Linked DNA regions of Homo sapiens: all the other regions are linked to region 1. Evidence: chromatin loops called from intact Hi-C (ENCODE). Cell type or tissue: A673. All regions are shown on one strand. Region 1 has its middle 36 kb from the start of ATP6AP2. Region 2 has its middle 47 kb from the start of MID1IP1. Region 3 has its middle 21 kb from the start of LINC02601.

The links. Peaks named below come from ENCODE experiments on the same cell type or tissue, not always from the same donor. Only the 100,000 strongest peaks of a DNase experiment are listed, where the experiment ranks them.
Region 2: it touches region 1 in a loop (5-fold over the local background); 3 of 110 quality-filtered maps call a loop at or near these places.
Region 3: it touches region 1 in a loop (5-fold over the local background); 19 of 110 quality-filtered maps call a loop at or near these places.

What each region holds. Positions count from the first base shown.
Region 1 is chrX:40,542,134-40,547,133 of GRCh38, reverse strand. No RefSeq gene overlaps it. Among named protein-coding and RNA genes, the nearest start is that of ATP6AP2, 36 kb to the left of the region's middle. In A673, CTCF peaks have their summits at 3,087 (motif pointing left) and 4,750; a DNase peak (open chromatin) is centred at 3,023; H3K27ac peaks cover 650 bases.
Region 2 is chrX:38,751,932-38,756,931 of GRCh38, reverse strand. No RefSeq gene overlaps it. Among named protein-coding and RNA genes, the nearest start is that of MID1IP1, 47 kb to the left of the region's middle. In A673, a CTCF peak has its summit at 2,647; no DNase peak of the experiment used is centred here.
Region 3 is chrX:41,251,756-41,256,755 of GRCh38, reverse strand. No RefSeq gene overlaps it. Among named protein-coding and RNA genes, the nearest start is that of LINC02601, 21 kb to the left of the region's middle. In A673, a CTCF peak has its summit at 2,879 (motif pointing right); a DNase peak (open chromatin) is centred at 2,895; H3K4me3 peaks cover 335 bases.

The DNA.
Region 1 (5,000 bases):
TGGGGGAAGTCAGTTCGAAAGCCATTGTTTTGGGATAATCTATGATGTCATTGTTGCTTTAGGGGCATTATCTTGTTAGAGGCTCACACCTATATTATGAGGCAGGTAGAATATTATCCTTACATTATCCATTTTTTTTTTTTTTTGAGATAGGGTCTTGCTCTGTTGCCTAGGCTGGAGTGCAGTAGCACAATCACAACTCTGCAGCCTTGACCTCTTGGGCTCAAGCGATCCTCCCACCTCAGCCTCCCTAGCAGCTGGGACTACAGGCATGCACCACCACACTTGGCTAATTTTTGAATTTTTTGTAGAGACGGGGTTTTGCCAGGTTGCCCAGGCTGGTCTCGAACTCCTGGGCTCAAGTGATCTGCCTGCCTTGGCCTCCCAAAGTGCTGGGATTACAGGGCTGAGTCACTGAGCCTGGCCTATCCTTAATTTATGGAAAAATGAGATACAAGGGCCAGCAAAAACCTACGAGTTGAGGCTTCAAACTCATCGGCCTTAGAAACCGAAGCGCTCTGCTACAAAATCCTAGATTCTCATATGCCTTGTTCTGCAACTCTCTTGATGTATAATCTATGCCAGCTCTGTCCAATACGGTTGCCTAAACTGTATTGTGATTAGTCCAATAGAATGGGCAATGGGGCTAGTCCAATCTGAGATGTACTATGTCAGATACACCAGATGTTAAAGACAGTATGAACAAAAAGAATTTAAAATACCTTATTTTCATGCTGATCACATATTGAAATGATCCTATTTTGGACACATTGGGTTAAGTAAAGTATATTGTTTTGGTCAATTTCACCTGTTTCTTTTTTACTTTTGTGTATATAGCTGTTAGTATTGGAGATTACATATGTGGCTTGAATTCTATGCCTATTGGGCAGGGCTGCTCTATAGGAAGAGAGGTAGAAAAGGTCAATGGTGGGATAAAGCAGTCCAGTGGACAACCTTCCAGGCCTGTCTCCAGGTTGAAGGAACTGAGTGGGGAAATTATTCCTTAGAATTAAGCAGCAAATGGGCTTGAAAACCAAATACAGCCATGCTCTTTGGATTGGAGTCGAGAGCTATAGACCGTGTCCCAGCACCGCCTGCTAGCCTGCCATGGTGAGCAGCCACTTCCAGCATGAATACATCTTTGTGACTGGGTTCTTGGGCCTTTTTGGGTTCCTTGGTGGGTCTAGTTGCCAAGAGCTGGTGGAATCTATAGTGAGCAGCTGAGAGAAAATGACCACAAAGAGAGGTAGCACAAAACACAGTTCTGTGGCTCTCGGACAACCTCCTGACAGTTCAGAAAAGGTACTGAACTTTCTCAGGGTCCCTGTTGCATGCTGGGCTTTCCGGGAAGTAGGACTCTGAAGTGGACTTTAGTGTGCGGGAGGTTTATTAGGGAGAGCCTGTGGGATCCATGACTGAGGAAGGGAAGAGAAGAAAGCAAGAGTGGGCAGAAGGAGAAGTCGAGCTATGATGCAGTCTTTAGGGAAGTCTTAGCCCACTCTATAAGGAGGTTGAAAGATTGAATGACCCTTGGAGCTGTCCCAAGATGGAATAAGAGGGCCGAGCCTTAATTCCCCCTTGTCAATCAGTCATCAGATGTGGGCTATCCTGGGAAAAGATGCGGCCCTGGCCATAGCTAAGGGCCTGATGGGGATGGGGGAAGGGTGTCTGCTGGTGGCATTCTTTGAAGCTAGGGGAAGAAGTCCTTCATTCCAAAAAAAGGGACACAGCTGGCGTCTGAATCTGGGTCCCCTAACTCCTTGTCCAGCACTGATTCTCCCATTCTGCCCAACCAGAGGATCCAAGCTGTTGTTCAGAGCAGGACATTTATACAAGGCCAAACCAGAATAATCAGGATCTGGAGCGAGAAAGGCACTTTGCAGAGGAAACAGACTGAGATTTCTAATTCTGCTCCTCTTTGCAAAAGTGCCCATTGTCTCACGGGACGTGTCAATCCTGGAGCAGTCAAGGATCATGGGAGGCTTACTAAGGATGCAGCCAAGATCTGCTGTGAGTGTGGGCCAGTGAACTTTGCTGTGTCCTCTTACACAGATGGCTCTCTAACCTCAGCCAGCAGTGTCATCAATCTAAGAAGGCAAACACGACTCATCAAAATAAACATGGTCATCTCAACTGCTGGAGAGGCAGGAGCTCCTGTACCTGTACACTCAGGAGAGCAGCGTGGTTGCTCTTGAGCTGTGTCCTTTGCCTCTCATTTTTGGCATGGTTTCCCAGCAAGAGGCCCCCGCTCATATACCAAGTACATGTTCAGGTCAAGGGCCCTCAGTGATGGCAAAACTCTCAAAAGGGGTTAGGAAGGTGATCAGTTGTTGTGGCTGCCCCGTGCTTTCTGGGGGGTGTGTTCTGAGCAAATAGTGTTGGCCTACAGGGCTGTCAAAATCTTGGGAGGCAGGTAGGAGAGAAGGGGGCAATGGTGTCCAAAACCAGCTTGGAAAATGAAGGATTGGATCCAGCAAGGCTGACTCTTCTATTTCTGTCATTGTTTTTCTTAGGCAAGTTGCCCATTTTTGTTATGGTTAACATAGGAGTAATTCAGCCTTCGCAGGGCCCCAGCAAAACCAGATGGAACCATATCTCTCCTGGACAGACGGGGGTCGAAGCTGGTTTTTCAGATAAAACTCTGTACAGAGCCCTGAGGGAGGGGGTATGGAGAAACACACGCGAAATAGAAGCCGAGTAATGAAAGCTCCAAGCAGAGCAGCACGTAATCAGACAATTATTGAACTAAGACTATAGCTTTAAGTCCTGAAACTTCTGGGTCAGAAAATTCTTCTAATAATAGTTAATAAGAACATAATCCTTAACTATAAGAAGCAGGGAAAGTTGTCTAGAAGACGAACTGCAGGTTACAGCTGAGTTAACAAACAAAAACGCAGATTTGTGATGACTTTAACCAAAAAGAATGGAACAATAGTAAACGCACTGAGGCTTGGAAAAGGGGAGAAAGCACTGGCAGGAAACAGGAAAAACCCGCTTTGCTTTGATTAGCTCTTAATGAGTTTTTGACTGAATGTAGAGCACACTCTTTTACCACCATCTTGTGGCCAAATACAGAACTGCAACCTACTTAGAAGGGTCTTTATCTCCCCTTCGTCTTTTTCTTTTCTTTTCTTTTTTTTTTTTAAAGAGACCATGGATACTGCTAACCCCCTCCTCTTTTTCTATTTGCCATTCTTGTGCCTCAGTCCCCAAAGTGGAAGCCGAGTGATTGGATTTGCCCCACCGTTTCACCTCTGTGGATTCCAAGTCCCAGCTCTATTACATGATAGAACCATAGCCTTTTTTACCTCCATCAAGGCCCTTGGCCCTTTCTTCCCCCCACCAAGAGATACACCTCCCAGCATGACCGCCTGTGGAAATGTGTGTGCTGTGTGGTGTGTACCACACATGTCAGGGGTGACACTTGATGAGGACCCAGGCAAAGTGGGGCCAGGAACTTACACAATTTTGAAATTCCACTTTAAGTAACAGTATATAGGATTCCAGGTACACACTTTAGTATGAAAAGAAATCACAAGAAATTCTGAATTTTGAACAGTTGACAAGTACCCTAAACCTCACAAAATTCAGACAATATGACAACATGTTTTTATTAATTAACTGCCTAACACACCTCTATAGCAGTTTTTAATCTTGCCATTTTTGGCTGCATACTGGTTGATCAATCTTCAGTGGGATCAATGATTCCAAAAATGTGTGTGTGTGTGTATATATGTATATATACACACACATTTAATACATTTAATATATATATTATATAGTTCATCTGAAATTAGGGCATATAAGGGCAATTCAAATGCCTTCTTAAATTTCCTCTACATTGTGCAGGGCTACGTAATTATGTAATCGAATTACTCTTATGGGATAAAAATTGACTCGTTGATAAATATGTTTCTTTAGGGCATTTTGCTGTGTCAGTGGCAATTTGGCCTGCCGTTTCATCTGGAACTGCCAGACTTCATCAGGACAAGGGACATCAGGTACTCCAAGATGCAGTCCAATTCACTGGGCTGGATAAAACATGTGACTTCACACACAGACCTGCTTTCTGTTTTTTGTACTGATGTAGGTTTGTGCCCTATAAACCAGGAATTCTGATCCATTCTATTTCACATACATTCCATCAGAAAAGAAAAATATATGGTACGTTCATAATTGTATACATTGCATCACCGAATATATTTCAGACAGGGGAGTATTTCCGTTTTGTCTAGGCTTGGATGGCAACTGAATCCTCTGCTTACAAGTTTTCATGCCTGAATTTTCCACAGAGTAGTTTCTGACTCCATACTTTTCAAACCTTGTTTCTCTTCCACTATACTTCTGGTTCTGGACACCATAAGATGGATTTACACTGAGATCTAACCTCTGGGCCTGAACCAACTGGAAAGTCGATCCAGTGGGTGGTGAGAGTTTCCCAGAAGCCATGCTGACACTGGGATAGCTAGTAATGTCTTAAAAGTACACATAAAAGGCCAGGCACGGTGGCTCACACTTGTAATCCCAGCACTTTGGGAGGCTGAGGCAGGCGGATCACCTGAGGCCGGGAGTTCGACACCAGCCTGGCCAACACGTTGGAACCCTGTCGCTACTAACAATATAAAAATTAGCCCGGTGTGGTGGCACAAGCCTGTAATCCCAGCTACTCGGGAAGCTGAAGCAGGAGAATTGCTTGAACATGGGAGGCGGAGGTTGCAGTGAGCCCAGATGGCGCCATTGCACTCTACTGTGGGTGCCAGAGCGAGAATCTGCCTCAAAACAACAACAACAACAACAACAAAACAGTACACACAAAATATTCCACTAAACCTAACTTAAATATATCCTCAACTCAACTTCCCCTTAGCTGGATATGTATTAAAAAAATCCCCCAGTCACTCCAATGCAACCTGATCTGAGGGTGAGTATGGCCACCAGGAAGTAGGAGTAAAAGGCAACAGTGGTCACAGACAGATAGACATCTAGATAGACAGATAGAT
Region 2 (5,000 bases), 1.8 Mb after region 1:
CTGACTTTTCATCCTCACAGCCTCAATATCTCTGGATCTTTATCCACCTTCTCCTCACTGATATCAGAGAAGACATGCTCACAAACTGCAAATGCAGCACACCTACTAATGTCTGTTAGCCAAATCTCCTACTCCTAGGCCAGCCCTTCTTCTGTGTCCATGATCTCATCTACTTCTTCCTCTTTGTGATGCTTGAGCTCTCCCTGGACACTTCCCTGTCATCCTAAGTCATTCTCACTCTGCTGATTTTTTTCTTTTTCTTGAATTGCATATTCACATTTCCTCTATCTTTAAGAACAAATAATACTCCCAAAATATCACCCCCCAAAATTTCCTTTACTTTCCCTCTATGAAATACTAGTCCATCTCCCTTCCTATCTTCCCCAGGCTTCTAGAAAGCTTAATATACACCTGTTCTCTCTGCCTTAATACCTATTATCTCTGATAATTCCTTGTAACCTAATTCTATTTCTTCATAACCAATCTCCACCTGGCCTTAAGGGTTTGCCAGGGACCATCTATGGCATCGATGGGGTTTGCAACCCCTGTGTCCATTGGCATTGCAGGCATCTCTCTACTCTTCTCCGATGTGTTTTTCTCCCTCAGCTTTAAGGGGAAGAATTTACTCCTTTAAACATCCATTGTCTACCCTATCTCTGATGGATGCCAATGTGATGCAAATATAAATGAAGCTCATTTTCTCCCTTAAGATGTTTACCCTCAAACACTGACAACATGTTAATATGTTGGGATAAAAGAATGTGCCTAGGACTCCTGGGATGGTGAATAGGAAGTGGTTAATTGAGCCTGGTGCTTGAAGAAGCTTTGGGGGTGATCCCACAGGCAGTTATAGCCTAAATGGCAATGTAGACAGTCAAGGCATTAACAGAAGTCAAGAAACCAGGAGGAGAAACTCTAGTTAGTGGATGATGAGTTAATACTTGGCTGTGTTTTGGGTAAAATGACAGCTGGACATCCAGGAAGTTGAGCCAGTCAGTCCACTTGGCGAAAGAAAGATTATAGAGGTAGAAGAGATTTGGAAATCAACTGCGGAGGCGGGTGGCTGACACCAGAAGAGTAGGTGAGGTCACCAGAAGATAAGGCTATAGAAAGAGAAGAGAAGAGATCCAAGGGCTGAGCTTTGAGGTGAAGAGAGAAGAGAAGCTAGAATTGCCCAGAAGGAGGATATCTTCCCTCCTTCCACATCCTCCTCGATGCCATCACCAGAACAACTGTTTTGAAGTGAAGACCTGTTCTGGTCACCTTCCTGCTTAGAGACTCTCAATGGCTTCCATATTGCCTACAAGATAAAACAAACAGAAAAAAAAAAATCTCCTTAGCACAAGACCCTTCAAGGTCTAACACCTGTGTACTTCACCTTGTTTATCAACCCTCCCTGGCAGGGCCTATACCCTAACCCAGTGGTTCTGACCTTGGGCTTGTATCAGAATCACATAGAGGGCTTGTTAACACAGAGATGGCCAGGTCCCCTCCCCCAGTACTTTTTCATTTCCTAGGTCTGAGGCAAAGCCTAAAATTTGCATTTCTAACAAGTTTCTGGAGATGCTGATACTGCTGGGGAGAGCAACACTCTCACCCTTTAAGGATCACTGCTCTAACCATGGCAGGCTTCCCCAGCCAGAACAGAGTTCTCTGCCTCTGTGCCTTTGCTGTTGATACTCTATGCCAGTAATATCCACCCTCTCTTCATTGCCAGTGGCAAAGTTCGAGAAAACATCCTAGACAAATTATCTTCTTTGGTGGCTACGCACACTGATTCCTGTCTCTTGCTAACAGTTATTCGGCACCTCTGATAATGCAGGCAATATGCTAGATTTGAGTTGCCAAGACAATTCAGAAAGCAATAGAAACCCAGCCCTGAGCTCTTGCTGCGTGGAGCCCAGTCTTAATATGTTGATATACTGTCTGCCCTGGTCAGGATCTTGGGTGGTCCCAAGGCTTGCGAGGAAGAAAGGAGGGGGAAATCAGCAGCTCTCACCACGAGGCTCTGGAGAAAGAATGATTCAGGCGCTGAATGTTAACAGTATTGCTGCATTTGTCTTTTGTCCCCATCTAGAACACAGATTTCTTAAATGTCAGAGTAGAACTCTTTGTGTTATGTGCTGCTTACGATTGCCTTGTACATAAAAGCCGCTTATTTTTGAATGAATGAAATGAACAGCGGTGTGTCCAATTTGTTATTTGCTTCTAAGTTTATTTAAACAGAAGAGGCCATGCCAGATGACATCTGCACCATATACATTTGTCACATTTATGTTAACATGCAGCTTTTGAAAGTACATTTCATACTATCTCTATTATCTTCTGTTATCCTCCCTTTTTTATCTGATCAATTAGATAGTAGCTTTTGACCAGATGGTCATTAGGCAAGAAGACATATATTTACCTACTTGAGAGAGCCTGAAAGACTTGGACAATTCAAAATAGGGCATTTCTAAACAATGATTTTTTTAAAGTAAGTTGTTAACTTCACATAGAACTTTGTTTTCCTAAAATAAATTTAGAAATGAAAAAGAAAAAAAAAGCCCAGTAGATTTGGATTTTTTTGGAAGACTTACACCAGGCTTTTTCAGATCACGACACAGTAACGTAGCACCACTTTGCCATCTAGTGTTGTGGGTCAGTATTACCTGTGGTGGCACCAATAAGCAGTTTTCTTCAGACTTTATTAAAGCGCACAAAGATGCCTACAGGAGTTAAATATATCTTAGAATGCCATGGATCCTATTTCGAAAAAGTCAGTCTTCTTTTCCATTCTTCCCTTCTCAAAGTCTTTGGAAAACAACCAAGCTGAACTGAATTCAGAGCATATTGCAATTTTTGCTCTTAGAAATCCCCCACATGCATCTGCTGGGTGATATCCTTAAACATGGGAGAGGATGGTGGAAGAGGACAGAGCAGCTGCAAGTAGGTCTAAGTTGCTCAGCTGCAGCTGACAGGAGAGCTGAGCACGGCCTTCAAAGTGGACCCTGGTTGATGAGGAAGCCCAGTGTGAAGATTACACAGGTAGTATCCGGAGCATTCTACCAGTGTTCAAATCCTCGTTCTGCCATAGTACTAGCTGTGGGAACTTGGGCAAGTTCATTTAGCCTCTCTGTACTTTAATTCCCTCACTTGCAAAATGGGGATGTTCTCCATTCGTATGGCTGTTAGTATTAAATGAGTTCCTATGTATTAAGCCTACGTGCTGTATATTGACTGTACAATCTTTGTTAGAATGGCTGGTCTATAACTTACTACTTGTGTAATTTTAAGCAATTTTCTTAACATCTTTGAGCCTCAGTTTCCTTATTTGTGGAGACAGATTTATTTTTATTATAAGCAGTAGCATACCTAGCATATTTGACATCCAGAGTAGATTATTTTTACACTCCCTTCCTCATATAACAAAATCATTTTCAGTAACATTCACGAAATGAAAGTAATAATTGTAACAGTCCCAGAGAAACACAGATAGTGAAAATATTTTTTATTAAATTTTCACACCAGGAAAAAAGCAAAACAAAAATAAATATTACAGTACCAAAAAGGAAAAATAAACTGAATTAATATTTTTATTTATAGTAATGTATTTAAAGGAGGGGGAACCCACATGAAGAAACATGTCCAATTCATTGAACACCACAAGATTCCGCGAGTGATGTGCACACCGAATGACAGATTGAAGCATCTCAAGTTCTTTTTTTTTTTCAGCCACGGTCCTCTCATTGTGATTTCAAAGCTACCGTTTAAATGTAGGAATATGTAAGTACCACAGCAAATGGAGAGGCAAATTGCATCTGAAGTGAGTTCAAGTGATTCTGAACCAACATGAACTTACTCTAGAATCAAATGGATTGTAGCTGAGTCCACGTAGGTCAGCAGCCTGCTGTGTGAGTGGGGGTTCTCGCATTATTGTCCATGCAGAAAACACTTTATTAAAAGGGTAAGTCATGAAAATATGCCAATTTGAAACTTACATATGTTCTTTAAAACTCAGCGCTAACCTCTGCAATTGTAGAACTTGATCCAAAAAGATATTTTGGAGGTGAAGGAGGAGTATTTTATCATTGACGTTGTTTAGAATTGCTTAGACATGCTAACAAGAAAATAGAGACCAATTTGTGGTTGGTTTTAGTGTTGTTTGTAGTTTCTTCACAGAAAAATGTGTCCTCCTCTTGCCTGTACCCTGAGCCAGCTGTGCCCATTGCCTTGCCTTTAGTACCCATTGTTTCTAAGAGATAAGTGAGAAAAGCAGCCAAGACAATACATTCAATATTGAATATTTAACATCTTCAATATATTCTTCTTTCATGAGTTATTTCATCATCCCTCACCTCTTACCCACTCAAAGCCTGCTCTCCATCCCTTCATTCATACATACGTATGACTAAATGATTTTGAGCCTTCAGGTGACCAATGAGTGACAAGCTAACTGACAAATCCAGCATCCTATAATGTTTGATAACAAACAATCAACAGATTAGGTCTTCATTCAACACAGGCCTCATCTGGAGTTCTTCTCAAGACATCTCTCACACCAAAAGGTAGAGTCATTCCAAGCTGTCTTAGCATGTGGGTGTGGAGCTATCACTGCAGAGTTTGGTCCATGAGCCTGTCATTCACCTCTACTCTCAGACCTATACCCACCCTTTTGTATCCTCCACTCTGTATCACAAGGCACTCCATTTCCCTGGCTTCCGGGAAGGTTGAGCCAGTAGAAAACACAGGCAGAAGACTGGAGGGAGAAAAGAGGGAAGAAGCCAGGTGATCTCCCCACCCTCTCACTGCCTCAGGCAGCATCTCTGCAATAGCTGTGTCTCCTCCACAGAGACAAATTTCCTGAAAAGTTAATGAAGCTGAAGCTCCAGGGCCCCTCACTTGCGCAGACCTCTTCCAATGCCCTGTGTGTATCATTTTTTAACAGCTTTATTGAAATATAATTTACATACCATAAAATTCACCCATTGTAAGTGGATGTGGTTCAATGGTTTTTAGTA
Region 3 (5,000 bases), 710 kb before region 1:
GATTGTTGTCAAATTTGGGAAAACCTCTATCAAGTTTCTTTCATATAAAAGCGGTAAGTTTTCAGGGTATATCAAGGTTTCATGTTCAGGAACTAACCTTAAATACTCTAAATTGGCAATACTCATGGACCAATTTGACCTCCAATTCTTGCTGTAGAGGTCTAGTCTATTATGAGATTTATGTTATCTTTATCAATGACAGTATTTTAGTCAAATCTGCACAAAATGTAAATGTTTTCCTGCTGTGTTCATGTATTTCACTTATTTTATTAAGTAGATTATTTAATAATCTAAGAGCCCATATATTACCTCTATTCAAAATTTATCTCTTCCTCTTTTGGTATGATCTGAAAAAATATTTTGGTACAATTTACTTCTCAGATGTCAGAATAGTTTCTATAGGTTATATATAGAAATATTTGAAAAATATTTTCATCATATAGTGAGTTTGCAATTATATTACTGCATTATTGAATATATATATATTTTTTTTTTTCTTTTTTTCTTCTTCTTCTTCTTTGAGACTGGGTCTCACTCACTCTGTCACCCAGGTTGGAGTGCAGTGGTGCAATCATGGCTCACTGCAGACTTGACTTCCTGGGCTCAAGTGATCCTCCCACCTCAGCCTCCCCAGTAGCCAGGACTACAGGTATGCGCCGCCACACCTGGCTGATTTTTTAATTTTTTTTTTTAGGGATAGGGTCTTCCTACATTGCCCAGGCTGGTCTCAAACTCCTAAGCTCAAGAGATCCTCCTGCCTCATCCTCCCAAAGTGCTGGGATTACACGCGTAAGCCACCACGCATAGCCTGATTATATTCTTAAGAGGAAAAACTTTCATTTTGATCTGCTTACAAGTTTTCATGTTTGATGGTTGGAAGAATTTTCCATGGATTAACGTCTGGCTCTGTACATTCCAAACCTTGCTGCTCCTCCACCAGCCCAGTCCCAGCTGCTATAGTGCATAGTATCATGAGGCCAGGTGGGCAGGTCAAATCATTCCTGGAAGTCATTCCTACCCCAGGATGGCCAATAATAACTATATGTGAAAACATATGTGAAAACTATATGTGAAAACTATATGTGAAAACATATGTGAAAACTATATGTGAAAACATATGTGAAAACTCTATGTGAAACGTATCCCATTTTAAAGGCCCCGAAGAGTCTTCTGCAAATGAGGGGCTCTGAGGGTTAAGCTTCATGAGTTCTGTGTATGTATGAGTGTGTGAGAGGGTTTTTTGTTTGTTTTTTGAGAGAGTCTCACTCTGTTGCCCAGGCTGGAGGGCAGTGGCATGATCTTGGCTCATTGCAGCCCCCGCCTCCTGGGCTCAAGGGATTCTTCTGCCTCAGGCTCCCAAGTACCTGGGATTACAGGCACTCGCCACCGCACCTGGCTAAGTTTGTATTTTTAATAGAGACCGGTTTTACCATGTTGGCTAGGCTGGTCTCAAACTCCTGGCTTCAAGTGATCCGCCCACCTCAGCCTCCCAAAGTGCTGGGATTACAGAAATGAGATTTTTTTTTTTTTTTTTTTTTTTTTTGAGACAGAGGTTCGCTCTTGTTGCCCAGGCTGGAGCGCAATGGCACGATCTCGGCTCGCCGCAACCTCTGCCTCCCGGGTTCAAGCGATTCTCCTGCCTCAGCCTCCGAGTAGCTGGGATTACAGGCATGCACCACCACGCCCGGCTAATTTTTGTATTTTTTAGTAGAGACGGGCTTTCTCCATGTTAATCAGGCTGGTCTCGAACTCCCGACCTCGGGTGATCTGCCCGCCTCGGCCTCCCAAAGTGCTGGGATTACAGGCATGAGCCACAGCGCTCAGCCGGATTGTTTTCTTTTTAAAAAAAGGGGGCAGGGCCAGGCACGGTCGTCACGCCTGTAATCCCAGCACTTTGGGAGGCTGAAGCGGGTGGATCACCTGAGGTTGGGAGTTTGAGACCAGCCTGACCAACATGATGAAACCCCGTCTCTACTAAAAATACAAAATTAGCCGGATGTGGTGGCACGTGCCTGTAATCCCAGCTACTCGGGAGGCTGAGGCAGGAGAGTCGCTTGAACCCAGGAGGCAGAGGTTGCGGTGAGCTGAGATCGCACCATTGTACTCCAGCCTGGGCAACAGGAGTGAAATCCCATCTAAAAATAAATAAATAAATAAATAAATAAATAACAGGGGCAGCAGGGCACGGTGGCTCATGCCTGTAATCCCAACACTTTGGAAAGCCGAGGTGGGCAGATCACCTGAGGTCAGGAGTTTGAGACCATGGTGAAACCCCATCTCTACCAAACATGGTGAAACCCCATCTCTAGTAAAACTACAAAAAATTAGCCAGGCATGGTGGCACGCGCCTGTAATCCCAGCTACTCGGGAGGCTGAGGCAGGAGAATCTCTTGAACCCTGGAGGTGGAGGTCGCAGTGAGCCAAGATCACGCCACTGCACTTTAGCCTAGGCAACAAGAGCGAAACCCCATCTCAAAAAAAAAAAAAAAAAAAGCTTAAAAAAAGCTAAGAAATACAAAATTTAGCCAGCATGGTGGCGCACGCCTGTAATCCCCGCTACTCGGGAGGCTGAGGCAGGAGAATCGCTTGATCCCAGCAGTGGAGGTTGTGGTGAGCCGAGATCGCGCCACTGCCCTCCAGCCTGGGCTACAGAGATTCCATCTAAAACAAAAAACAAAAAACAAACAAACAAAAAAATAGGAGCCAACAGAATACCAAAGGGCCCAGTACAGAGAGCTTGGATCTGTGCCTCCGCATGAGTCCCGACTCCCTGTGACCTTGAACAGATCTCTTACTTCGAGGCTTGTCCACCTTGGTTCCTCCCACCCGAACCCACCCTGCCCAGACAGCCTCATGGGCCATGTCACCCCGCGGCCTCTAGAGGGCAGCATATCCTCACTTCGGAAGACCCGGCTGCAGTCCCGGCGCAAGGGCAGCGGCACCGGCTTGGTTGCTAAGGGGGCTTCGGAGTCTCGCTGCCGTCCTCGCTCGGGGGACTGTCGGCGCTTTGCGCAGTCGTGCTCCACGCGAGAGGACGCCGCCAGCAAGAAATATGTCAACAAGCCTAGCCTCGCGCAGGTGCCGCTTAGTTCCTAACGGATGCGCGTGATAGAACCGGGGCAGAGAGAGCGCCGCCTCCCTAGTGAAGTTCAAGTTCGCAGGACGGTTTTCATTCCCCACGACCCCCACGGGTCAAGGTCCTCTTGACTTTGGGTCTGGGCACCTAAGGGAAGTAGGAAAGAGCTTGCAGGCCTGGCAGCTGTGGCCTAGGTAATATGACCACGGCGCTGGCAGTGCCACTGACTTCACACAGAAACACACCATGGGGACCCGGGACTCAGGGCCCTGGCCCCTGCAGAGGTATGTCAGAAGCCTTCCCTACCATCACGCCTCCCCCCGGGGACTTTGCCACCTCTCAGGCTCCTGGAGCACAGGACACTCCTCTTGATTTCGGGTGTCTGGCACCTGCTGGACAGGGGTGTTCATCAGCTGACGCGGGGATGCTTGTGACCAGGCGGGACCGGGAGCCCGGGTGGGCACACCACCTAGACAACAAGGCACAGCGCCTTGGCCAGCTGCTGCACCCCAAGCACCTATCCTGGGGGGCCTGTGCAGGATCTGATGAGGTCTGAAGAGCCCCCAATTTGGGGGTCGGGTTATGCACGGGGAGGGGACTCACTCTCCCATGGGACCTCCTCAGAAGGTGGCTGCCTTCCACCAGGGAGCAGTGGGCATAGCTAATGTTTTCAATTTTATCTTTGATCGCTGGAACTCAGGGGCAGGAGGAAGCTGAGAGTGTCCAGGGCTCCCCTCCCACTGTTTGTGGGTAAAGGGGTGTGGTGAGGAGGCAGAAAGGAAGGATCTAGGTGAGAAAAGCACTCTGATGAAATTGACTATTGTCAGCCCTTGTCAGCTGTGGTGTGCCAGGCAGAGGGTGTGTGTGCACGTCCCTGGAGCAACGTGCAGGGGAAGGCACATGTTTTTTTAAAAATTTGAGGCGGCTGGGCGTGGTGGCTCATGCCTGTAATCCCAGCACTTTGGGAGGCCAAGGCAGGTGGATCACTTGAGGTCAGAAGTTCGAGACCAGCCTGGCCAACATGGTGAAATCCCATCTCTACTAAAAATACAAAGATTAGCCGGACATGGTGGCAGCGCCTTTAATCCCAGCTACTTGAGAGGCTGAGGCAGGAGAATCACTTGAACCTGGGAGGTGGAGGTTGCAGTGAGCCAAGATCGCACCACTGCACTCCAGCCTGGGCAACAGAGCGAGACTCCATCTCAAAAAACAAACAAACAAACAAACAAAAACATTTATTGAGGCTGGGCTCAGTGGCTCATGCATGTAATCCCAGCACTTTAGGAGGCTGAGGCAGGAGGATAGCTTGAAGCCAGGAATTCAAGACCAGCCTGGGCAACATAGAGAGAACCTATCTCTACCAAAAAATAAAAAATAAATTTTTTTTAAATTAAAAATTTATTGTGTAGAGTGTAGGACGCTTGCCAGAGACTGGGAAAGGTAGTGGGAGTGGGTGCGGATTGTTAATGGGTACAAAAAAATAGAATAGCATCTAGTATTTACAGAATAAATAAGATCTAGTATTTGATAGCACAACAGGGTGACTATAGTCAATAATAATTTAATTGTACACACTTATGATCCCAGCACTTTGGGAAGCCAAGGCAGGCGAATCAGATTGCTTGAGCTCAGGAGATTGAGACCAGCCTGGGCAACATGGTAAAACCCTGTCTCTACAAAAAATACAAAAAAATTTAGCAGGGCATAGTGGCGCACATCTGTAATCCCAGCTACTCGGGAGGCTGAGATGGGAGGATTGCTTGAGGCCCAGGGGCAGAGGTTGCAATGAACTGAGATTGCACTACCACTGCACTCCAGCCTGGGTGACAGAACGAGATCCTGTCTCAAAAAAAAAATTTTTTTTTAATTTATTGTGGTAAAATACATATATAATTAACCATGTTCACCATTAAAAGTTTTTTCT